2 separate regions of the Homo sapiens genome follow, and region 1 is linked to region 2. Evidence: read pairs that join two places in POLR2A ChIA-PET (ENCODE). Cell type or tissue: MCF 10A. All regions are shown on one strand. Each heading gives the region's core, and the rest is flanking DNA. Links, peaks and the distances in the headings are about the cores only. Region 1 has its middle 26 kb from the start of DLX2-DT. Region 2 overlaps LOC107985960 (a long non-coding RNA gene).

Region 1 (5,386 bases), core at 109-5,108, 170 kb before region 2:
ATAGAAAAGTCAGCTGGGCATGATGGTGGGCACCTGTAATCCAGCTACTTGGGAGGTTAAGGCAGCAGAATCGTTTGAACCTGGGAGGCAGATGTTGCAGTGAGCCAAGATCACGCCACTGCACTCCATCCCGGGCGACAGAGCGAGACTCTGTTTCTAAAGAATAAATAAATAAATAAATGAACAATAAGAAAAACCCCAGAACTTGCTGGAAATCCACCCTCCAAAACTTGCCAGATACTTACTTTCTTTTCCTTTTTTTTTTTTTTTTTTCAGACGGACTCTCGCTCTGTCGCCCAGGCTGGAGTGCCGTGGCTCGATCTCGGCTCACTCCAAGCTCTGCCTCCCAGGTTCACGCCATTCTCCTGTCTCAGCTTCCTGAGTAGCTGGGACTACAGGCGCCCGCCACCACGGCCGGCTAATTTTTTGTATTTTTAGTAGAGACGGGGTTTCACCATGTTAGCCAGGATGGTCTAATCCGCCCGCCTCGGCCTCCCAAAGTGCTGGGGATTACAGGTGTGAGCCACCGCGCCCGGCCCATCCAGACACTTATTTTCTAGGGTACCAATGAAAGTCGTTAATGCGGAGTGAGTTTTGCTAGAGGTTTTTTCTGCTATGAAACTGCCTGAGAGGGTATGCAGAAGTTGCTGCCTTCTGTTTACTTCTGACTACTGTGAACTTCAGGAGCTGGGCACTATAGAAGCTGAAAGTGCCTCAGGTTATCTGCTGAGAGAGCACTACAAAACCAGGAAAGAAAATCCTTTCTTCCTGCAGTGTTTCTCTAGTGCCCTCTACTGACAAAACTTGGTATTTTGCTAGATGGCAAAGGGAAAATATCTAAAGAACCTAGCTCCATTTTTACAGGACCTGCAATGAAAGGTGAATTTGGGGCTGAGAGGCAATAAATTGGTAACTGGCACAAGTATGTCTCTTGTAGAAAGCATATAGTTGGGTCTTGTTTTTTTCATTTAGTTTGATAACCTCTGCCAAATTTTGTCCATTTAGATTTAATATAAATATCAATAGATTTGGACTTATGTCTATTTGTTTTCTGTTTGTTTCATTGGTTTGTTTTTGTTCCTCTGTTTTTCCTTTGCTGTTTTCTCTAGAGTCAGTTGGGTATTTTCTTAAAATTACATTTTTAAAATTTATTTACTTATTTTTGGAGACATTGTCTCACTCTATCACTCAGGCTGGAGTACCTTGGTGTGATAATAGCTCACTGCATCTTCAAACTCCTGGGCTCAAGGAATCCTCTTGTCTCAGCCTTCTGAGTAGCTAGGACTATAGGTGCATGCCACCATGCCTGGCTGGTTTTTTTTTTTTTTTTTTTTTTTTTTTTTTTTTTTGTAGAGATGGAGGTCTTGCTATGTTGCCCTAGCTGGTATGAACTCCTGGACCCAAGAAATCCTCTCACCTTGGCTTTTCAGTGTGTTAGAATTGCAGCTGTGAGCCACTGTGCCTGGTCCCATTTTATTTTTCGATATTGGCTTTTCTGTTATTCTTTGCACCTTTTTTTTTTTGGAGACGGACTCTCGCTCTGTCGCCCAGGCTGGAGTGCAGTGGCGCAATCTCGGCTTACTGCAAGCTCTGCCTCCTGGATTCACGCCATTCTTCTGCCTCAGCCTCCCGAGTAGCTGGGACTACAGGCACCCGCCACCACTCCTGGCTAATTTTTTTGTATTTTTAGTAGAGACGGGGTTTCACTGTGTTAGCCAGGATGGTCTCGATCTCCTGACCTTGTGATCCACCTGCCTCGGCCTCCCAAAGTGCTGGGATTACAGGCTTGAGCCACTGTGCCCGGCCCTATTCTTTGCATTTTTATTTTGAATAGTTGCTCTAGGGATTATAATATATGTCCTTAACTTTTTATAGTCTACCTGGAATTATGATACCAGTTCATATTACATATAAAAATTTTGCAACCATACAGTTTTATTTACCCCCAATCCTTTATGCCAGGGGTTGGCAAACTCTTACTGGTGAGTCAAATCTTGGCTGTATCTGCTTTTATTTTATTGCAACATAACTACACACATTCACTTATGTATTGTTTATGGCTACTTTCATGCCATGTGATGGTATAGTTGAATAGTTGTAACAGAGACCACATGGTTTACAGAGCCTAAAATATTTCCTGTCTTACTATTTACAGAAAAAGTTTGTTGACTCCTGCTTTATGCTATAGTTGTCACATGTATTATGTATGAGAATGCTGTAGCTACCACAATACTTCGTTACAATTTTGCCTTAAATAGTCATATGTATTTAAATAAAGAGAAAGAAAAGAAAAGATAATCTTTTATATTTGCCTACATATTTATTATTTCTGGTGGTCTTTTTTTTTTTTTTTTTTTTGAGATGGACTCTCATTCTGTCATCCAGGTTGAATGAAGTGTGGTGGTGTGATCATAGCTCACTGCAGCCTTGAACTCCTGGGCACAAGTGATCCTCCAAACTCAGCCTCCCAAGTGGTGGGTACCACAGGCATGCACCACCATGTCCAGCTAATTAAAAAAATTTTTTGTAGGATATGTTGTTGCTTTGTTGCCCAGTCTGGTCTTGAACTCCTAGGCTCAAGCGATCCTCCTGCCCTGGCTTCCCAAAGTGCTGGGATTACAGGTGTTAGCAACCATACCTGGCCATCTGGTAGTCTTTATTTCTCCCTGAAGAGCTGAGTTTCCATCTGGTTTCATTTTCTTCCAGCCTAAGCTTTTTCCTTTAGCATTTATTGTAGCATAGGTCTGCTGTGATGCATTCTTTTAGTTGTCATTTATCTGAAAATGGCTTTATTTTGCTTTCATTCTTAAAATATATTTTTACTCAATATAGAATTTTGGGTTGACAGTTTTTTTTAAAAAAAGATTTAAATATTACACCACTGTCTCTGGCTTCCATTGTTTTAGATGAGAAGTTGTCTATTAAAACTATCATTGTTCTCCTGTAGTAATGAGTCATTTTTCCTTGGTTGCTTTAAAGATTCTTCTCTTTATCTTTGGTTTTCAGCAGTGATATACCTAGATGTGGTTTTTATTTCTCCTGCTTGAATTTGCTGAGCTTCTTGAAACTGTAAATTTATGTTGTTCACTAGATTAGGGAAGTTTTTGGCCATCATTCCTGGACAGTTTTTTTTTTAGCTCTCTTTTCTCTTTTTGGTCATTCTGGGGTTCCAATTATATGTAGGGTAGATTGCTTGATATTGTCCTATAGGTCTCTGAGCCTTTTGTTTTCAATCTTTTTGTCTCCCTGTTTTTCAAACTAGGTAATTTCTAGTTTACTGACTCTTTCTTCTGCCATCTCAGTCTGCCCATTCAGTGGGGTTTTTATTTCGTATGTGTACTTTTTATTTATATTTTCTTTTCTTTTTTCTTTTTTTTGAGATGGAGTTTCACTCTTGTTGCTCAGGCTGGAGTGCAATGGCATGATCTCAGCTCACCACAGCCTCTGCCTCCTGAGTTCAAGCAGTTCTCCTGCCTCAGCCTCCTGAGTAGCTGGGATTATAGGCATGCACCACCATGCCCTGCTAATATTTGTATTTTTAGTAGAGATGGAGTTTCTCCATGTTGGTCAGGCTGATCTTGAACCCCTGACCTCAGGTGACCCACTTGCCTCAGCCTCCCAAAGTGCTGGGATTACAGGTATGAGCCACTGTGCCTGGCCCCCCTTTTTTTTTTTGACGGGATCTCACTCTGTCACCCATGCTGGAAGGCAATGGCGTGATCACAGCTGATTGCAGCCTCGATCTCTGGGGCTCAACTGATCCACCCACCTCAGCCTCCCTAGTAGCTGGAACTACCGGCATGTGCTACCATGCCCAGCTAATTTTTGTAGAGATGAGGTCTCACTATGTTGACCAAGCTGGCTTTGAACGCCTGGCCTCCAGCAATCCTCCTACCTTGGCCTCTCAAAGTGCTGGAATTATAGGCATGAGGCACCATGCTTGGCCTGTAATTTTAAGTTCTAGGATTTCCATGTGATTCCTTCCATTTCTTTGCTTAGCTTTTCTTCCTTTCTTTCTTTCTTTTCTTCTTCTTCTTTTCTTTTTTTTTTTTTTTTTAGAGAGGGTATCTTGCTCTGTCACCCAAGCTGGAATGCAGTGCTATATTCACAGCTCACCGTAGCCTCAGATTCCTCGGCTCAAGCAATTCTCCTGCCTCAGCCTTCCAAGTAGCTGAGACTACAGGCTTATGCCACCATGCCTGGCTAATTAAAATTTTTTTTGTAGATACAGGGTCTCACTATGTTGCCAGGCTGATCTTGAACTCCTGGCCTCAGGTGATCCTCCTTCTTTGGCCTCCTAAAGTGCTGGGATTACACGTGTCAGCCACCACTCCCAACCTTAAATTTTTAATCTGCTTATTACATGCATATTTTCCTTTATATCTTTTAATATTAGTTATAATAATTTCTTTAAAATCCTTGTCTGCTAATTCCAACATCTGGGTCATCTTACTGTTAGTCTTTCTTGATTGCAACTCACTACTGGGTTGTGAAATAAAATTAAAGGGTTGTGGTCAGCATTACAAGAGAAAATGGATGAAAAATAGAAGTGTGAAAAGTGAAGATGTTATTTTATGGAAAATTTATTTATGTATGTATATATAAACATGCATATTCTTTGTCACTGTGTAAAGTGTATTTCTTATTGTGGTTATGGTAAAAAAAATTTGAAAGCCACCAGTAGAAGACAAATGTGGAGTGGAATCTGTTTTAGAAGAAATACTTCAAATTCTTAGAGCTAGAGTTTTCCTAAGGGAAACAAATGTGTTTATGGTCTAGTGGACACTTTCATTTCAAAGGAGTAAAAGCACAGGATAGAAGCACTTGCTTGCCATTTGTCAATGCTTGGCTCTCTGCATAAGAACATCCAGGAATTTTATTAAAATATTTAAGGCTGGGCACGGTGGCACATGCCTGTAATCTCAACACTTTGGGAGGACAAGGCAGGCAGATGGCTTGAGCAGGGGCATTTATGACCAGCCTGGGTAATATGGCAAAAGCCTGTCTCTACAAAAAATACAGAAATTAGCTGGGTGTGGTGGCAGGCGCCTGTAGTCCCAGCTACTCGGGAGGCTGAGAGGTGGGAAGAACCCTTGAGTCCAGGAGGCTGAGGCTGCAGTGAGCTGAGATCACACTCCAGCCTACGTGACAGAGTGAGACTCTCTCAAACAAAACAAAACAAAACAAAACAAAACAAACATTCAAATAGTTCCTCCTGGACCAGGCTCAGAGGTCCCAAGAGCAGAGCAGGAGTAATCTGCATTTAAAAAGTTCCCCTAGGTGGTCCTTATGCAAAGGAAAGTTTGAGAACAGAGGCTTACACTACAGATTAGCATCTGAGAAAGAAGTGATAATAATGGCTACTATTCATTGAGCTTTGACTTGG
Region 2 (5,386 bases), core at 255-5,254:
GGCTGTAGAATCTGACCATCTGGGTTTAAACCCAACTTTTATCAACTCTGCAAGGTGGGGAAACCGTCTCTAGGGCTGTCGTGATAATTGAGTGAATAAAGATTCACCCAGGTGGTGGCTGCCCTGTCGTAAGCACTGTGTAAGCATTTGCTGTTACTACATCTTCCTACAATACCTAAACGTCTGGCTCCCTCTTTCATTTTGTACATGAGGACATGGAGAAGGAGAGTTTCAAGGTCTGTCTGCTGCCTGGCCTGGCGGGGACCCTTCCTTGCCAGCACCCCCTGTTCTCCCAGGGCAGCTCTGTGCTGAGTCAGCACCCACCCAGCAGCTGTGTGGGAATTCTTTCCCTACCACTCCATTTCACACAAATGTCCTTGGGTCCCCAGGTAGGGCCAATGACAAGAACAGAATCTGAGGTTGATTCAGGTCCTGTTTGAACATTGACATCCCTCCTCCCCCTCTGCTTACCTGGAGCTATTTTCACCTTTTCACCCTGGGCGGGTGGTGTATGGTCTGGGATGTTGCTGGAAACCCAGCTGGTCTGTGACGTCTGAGAGACAAGGACGGCTACCTCAGCTGTCATTAACAGCAGAACACTTCTAATTGACTAGATTCAAAACTACTCCTTCCCCAGGGTTTTGATAATTCCTCCCACCAATTATAGCACTTTACTCAGATTAACTAATTAATCCTCACCATATACCCCAGAGACAAAATTAAAGATAATTCTTTCATAACTGTAAAGCACCTTTTATCTAAGGATTACTAACACTGATGCATTTGTCTCCCATGACAACATCACAAGTTTCAGAGATGACAAGGAAAATCTTCATTACCATTTCAAGAACTGGGAACAAAGAAAAATCCCGTTCCAGGACGCAAAGGAGGAGATGCGGGTAGCTGAACAGAAACTTTTGAAGATTACCATGGGAATACACCTGTGAACTTCCAGGTGGGGCTATGTCTGCATCGGGTCAGTTTTCTTTATGTTGTTTACAATTTCCAGGGATCATGTCCACGATAAAGAACAAGAGCTGGTTCACAGGCTACTGAAACATATGCCTGACTTCCTAAAGAACCTTCTGTTTTCTACTTGCCCACTCGTCTCCATCACGCTGTTGCCCTGTTGTCTCTATTTGCCAAAGTTCTGTTTGTGATCTAGATGAAATGAAGCTGATAGCCAAAAGCTACAGGAAGGAGAGAACCTGAAAAAGACATTATAAACTGAGAATCCTTAAAGAGGAGAGTGGGAGAGGCAGGGTGGAGAATGGGAGAGAGGAAGGGAAAGAAGTCAGTCTGTCAAAGTTCTGGAATCCTCATTTGGGGTAAACGAAGGGAAAAGAGGGGTCTGCGCTCTGTGGCCCAATATTAGGTTTGCTATGATTTCTTTGTAATTCCCTTGGCAGCAGATTAATTTTACTTGACTTGGCAGCATAGGCAACTGCTACTGAGCTGCAGCCAAGGCTGGGAACTATATCATTGTGCATTATACCATGGGTGCTTCATAAAGGGGGATCTCAAAAACACTCAGGGAGGCACAAATGGTCATTTTGGATACACTTCTTTCATTTGGCCAAGCAGTTGCATTTGTTCTAAGATTATTAGTGCAAACAACATGGCTGGGTGCTGGTAGTGATTTGCTGGTTTCTCTTCATGGCTGACAGCTATGACTGGAGCTCAGCACCCTGGACCTTCAGGATCTGGTGCTGGTGAGTTTGCTGCAGCCAACAAGCAGCTTGACAGGAGCTTTCTCCAGGCCTCTTGGGAATAGGAGTGTTAGAAGGAAAAGCTCTTGATCAACTTCAAATTAAAGAAAGAGAAGTGAACAAATAAGTAAAAATAAACTTTACACTTTCTAGGGATTTAAAATGGGATCGTAGGTCCATGATCTCATTTGAGCCTCATGACAAGCAGATGAGGCTGCACAGTGAATGAACGCCTCTTATTTTGCCAGCCCAGTATCCCTTTCTTTTGGATACTGACTTTTCCCCCATTGTGTTCTGGTGGGGCTGCCAGTCACAGGACAGTCCCACCTCTCGGATCCCTTCCCTCCCTGACCCGCAACGTTGGGCATATGGCTCCGGCTAGGCCACTGAATTCTTTTTGCTGGGGATTAGAATCTTAAGGAGAGATGCCCTGGGAGAGAAAGATGTTGGAGTTGTGTGTAGAGAATGTTCAGCTCTTCCTTCCATTCTGTGAGTTATTTTAGTTTCCTTCCAGTAAAATTGCCTGAGTTCATGTGGGCTCCTGTCTACCAAAGAAACCCAAATTATAAACACCCCTTAGTTTCCAATTGCCAGGTGTTAAGCCCAGGTCCTCTTATCCCAAGTCAGTGACTCTTCATGATACTAGGTAAATGCAAAGTCGCATGGGAAATTTAAGGAAGGAAAGAGAGAGAACTGAGAAGTTGAGCAATGCTAGCAGTGAAGCTTTTTTTTTTTTTTTAAAGAAGCCAAACATCTTTCCCAATGGCGTCATGTCAGGATTCATCCCTGGGAATGCAATTCATTTTTAATGGCAGTTGTGTGAGTTGGCATGTACCCAAGTTCGCCCACAGCCGACATGGTCAGGCCAAGCCTCTTTTTAGTTTTATTCTTGTTATGCTTTCGTAGGATGTGTGTTTGCTGGTAGGCTGATTCTTAAGTATATTTACCTACAAGTGTGTCTTTGTGTTTTCTCAACTCTGTTGATTTGGCAAACAATCAAAAGTAGCTGGTGCAGTTCAGATGGAGAGGGAGGGAGGTTGGTGGGTGTGGTTAGCAAAAATTTAGCAGCAGGTAAAATTTTGGCAGGCAGGAGAAATCTTTTCAGGTAGCATATATGCTAAAACATATGACTTTGCTTTTTACTGGTTCATATCAAATAAAATTCCAGATTCTGTGCTTATGAATATACATGAATTCTATGTTAAAGGCACAAGGCTCTCTCTCCCTTTTGAGGCTGTTCTGGTACTTTCTGCAGTGGCATGAAATTAAGTGTGGAAGATCTCTTTTGTGAGAGGGTTCTCTTCTAGGTAAAACTAAGAGGTACCAAACTGCTGAACTATTAGCCTATTTAGATCATTTCCAGCCGAGGACTTACATCCTAAAGGAAGTCAGAGGTAATCTTAAGGCTTTTGGAATTTCTCATACATGATGGTTGAATGATTGAGTGAATGAATAAATGGGATAAAGAGTGAGAGGAAGCCTAAAAGCCTAGAATGCTGGAACTAAAAGGGAACCTGGTGGTCACCCAATACAACCCTGCACTAGTTATTCATAGCTGCATAACAGGTCACTTCAAATTTCAGTAGCTCAAAACAACAATAATCATTTACTATTTCTCTCATGGTTTCTTTGGGTCAGGAGTTCAGAGCAACTTGGCTGGATAGTCCTGTGTCGGGGACTCTTATATGGTTGCAGTCATATGTCAGCTGGGCTGCGGTCATCTGAAGGCTTGACTGGGGCTGGGAGCTCTGATTCCCAGGTGGTTCACTCATATAGCTGACCAGTTGGCATGGGCTGTTGGTGGGAAGTTTCAGCTCCTCTCCATGTGGGCCTCTTCATAGGGCCTCTTCATAGAGCTGCGAGTGTCCTTCAGTGTGGCAGACAGCTTTCCCTTGGGCAAGTGATGCAAGAGAACAAGCCAGAAGCTGCAATGTCTTTTATGACCCAGTGTTGGATGTCACATACCATCACTTAAGCAGCCTTCTATTGTTCAGGCAGCCCTGGTATGATGCGGGAGGGAACTACACAGGGTGCGAACACCAAGCCAGGATCACCAGGACTATCTTGGAGGCTGACTACCACGATCCCTTCTCTTTCTTTTTCTTCCAGTTTTATTGAGGTATAATTAACAAACAAAATTGTGTCTATTTAAGGTGTACAATGTGATGACTTGATAAGTGTATATATTTTGAAATATATATTTTGAAATGATTACTACAGTCAAGTTAGTTAGCACATCTATCATTCACATAGTTATTATTTTTGCGTGCGTGGTGAGAACATTTAAGAGCAACTCTCTTAGCAAATTTCAAGTATACAATACAATATTATTAATTATAGTCACAATGCTGTACATGAGATCCCCAGAACATATTCATCTTATAACTGATAGTTTGTACCTTTTGACCAACATGTCCCCATTCCCCCTACCTTCTATGAGTTCTCCGTGAGTTTGACTCTTTTAGATTATAAATATAAATGAGATCATGCAATATTTGTCTTTCTCTGACTTATTTCACTTAGCATAATGCCTTCCATCTCATCCACGTTGTTACAAATGATAGGATTTCCTTCTTTTTTATGGCAGAATAATGTTTTCATGACATAAGTATATCATGGAACATAATATTTTAAGACAGATAAAAAGGATAAAGAGATAAAATAGACACATATATACTCACCACCCTGTTCAAGAAATAAAAGAGTATCAATTCTGTTGACACCCCCCCACAACACTCCATATACCTGCCCTGATTGCATCTCCCTCTTCCTCCATCCCTTTATCCTTAGGAAAATTCATGTTCTGAATTTTGTGTTTAGGCTGCTATGCATTCTTTTATACTTCCACTACAAGTTTATGTATCTCTAAATATATGTGGTGTTGTTTGGCATATTTTGAAACTTTCTGTATGGCATCATCCTGTATGATTCTTTTGCAACCTACTGTTTTTATTCAGAACTATATCTGTGATATCCATCTATGCTAATCTGTATAGCTCTAATGTGTTTTTTATTTATATTTTTATGTTTCAAAGACAAGGTCTCACTCTGTAGCCCAGGCTGGAGTGCAGCAGTGCAATCATAGCTCACTGAAGCCTCAAACTCCTAAGCTCAAGCAATCCTCCTTCGTCAGCCTCCCAAGTAGCTGGGACTACAAGCTAATTCATTTATTTTAATGACTATACAAGTGGTCCCCAACTTACAGTGGTTTGACTTAGGATATTTTAATTCAGGATGGTATGAAGGCAAAATATACATTCATTATGCTCCTCGACTTACGATGAAGTTACATCTAGTCAAACCCATCACAAATTGAGAATATCGTAAGTTGAAAATGCACTCTTATATTTTCAACCCAGTAATGGGTTTATCAAGATGTAATCCCATCATAAGTTGAGAAGCATCTGTATAGTATTTCATTGTATGAACAAATAATTTGTTTATCCATTCTCCAGCTGATGGACATTCAGGTTGCATATAATTGTTGTTGCAATTACACACAATAATTACTATAAGTGTTCTTTCTTGTAAGCTCTCCTTGTACCCTGGTACAAGAGTTTTTCTAGGGTATAGGTCTAAATGTGGAATGGATGGATCATATGATATGCACAGCTTCAGTTTTACTCAGTCGTGTCAGTTTGTTTTCCAAGATGGTTGCACTCATTTATACAACTACC

The links. Peaks named below come from ENCODE experiments on the same cell type or tissue, not always from the same donor. Only the 100,000 strongest peaks of a DNase experiment are listed, where the experiment ranks them.
Region 1: POLR2A ChIA-PET joins it to region 2 with 5 read pairs; 2 of 35 experiments call an interaction of 5 or more read pairs at or near these places.

The regions. Positions count from the first base shown.
Region 1 is chr2:172,126,652-172,132,037 of GRCh38, forward strand. No RefSeq gene overlaps it. Among named protein-coding and RNA genes, the nearest start is that of DLX2-DT, 26 kb to the left of the region's middle. RefSeq lists a silencer at 146-322 and an enhancer at 4,970-5,386. In MCF 10A, for the core only: a CTCF peak has its summit at 796 (motif pointing left); DNase peaks (open chromatin) are centred at 790 and 2,010.
Region 2 is chr2:172,297,389-172,302,774 of GRCh38, forward strand. LOC107985960 (a long non-coding RNA gene) reads left to right here. Exons shown (of 6, transcript XR_001739773.3): 3 at 809-955. Among named protein-coding and RNA genes, the nearest start is that of ITGA6, 130 kb to the right of the region's middle. In MCF 10A, for the core only: no CTCF peak of the experiment used is centred there; a DNase peak (open chromatin) is centred at 2,493.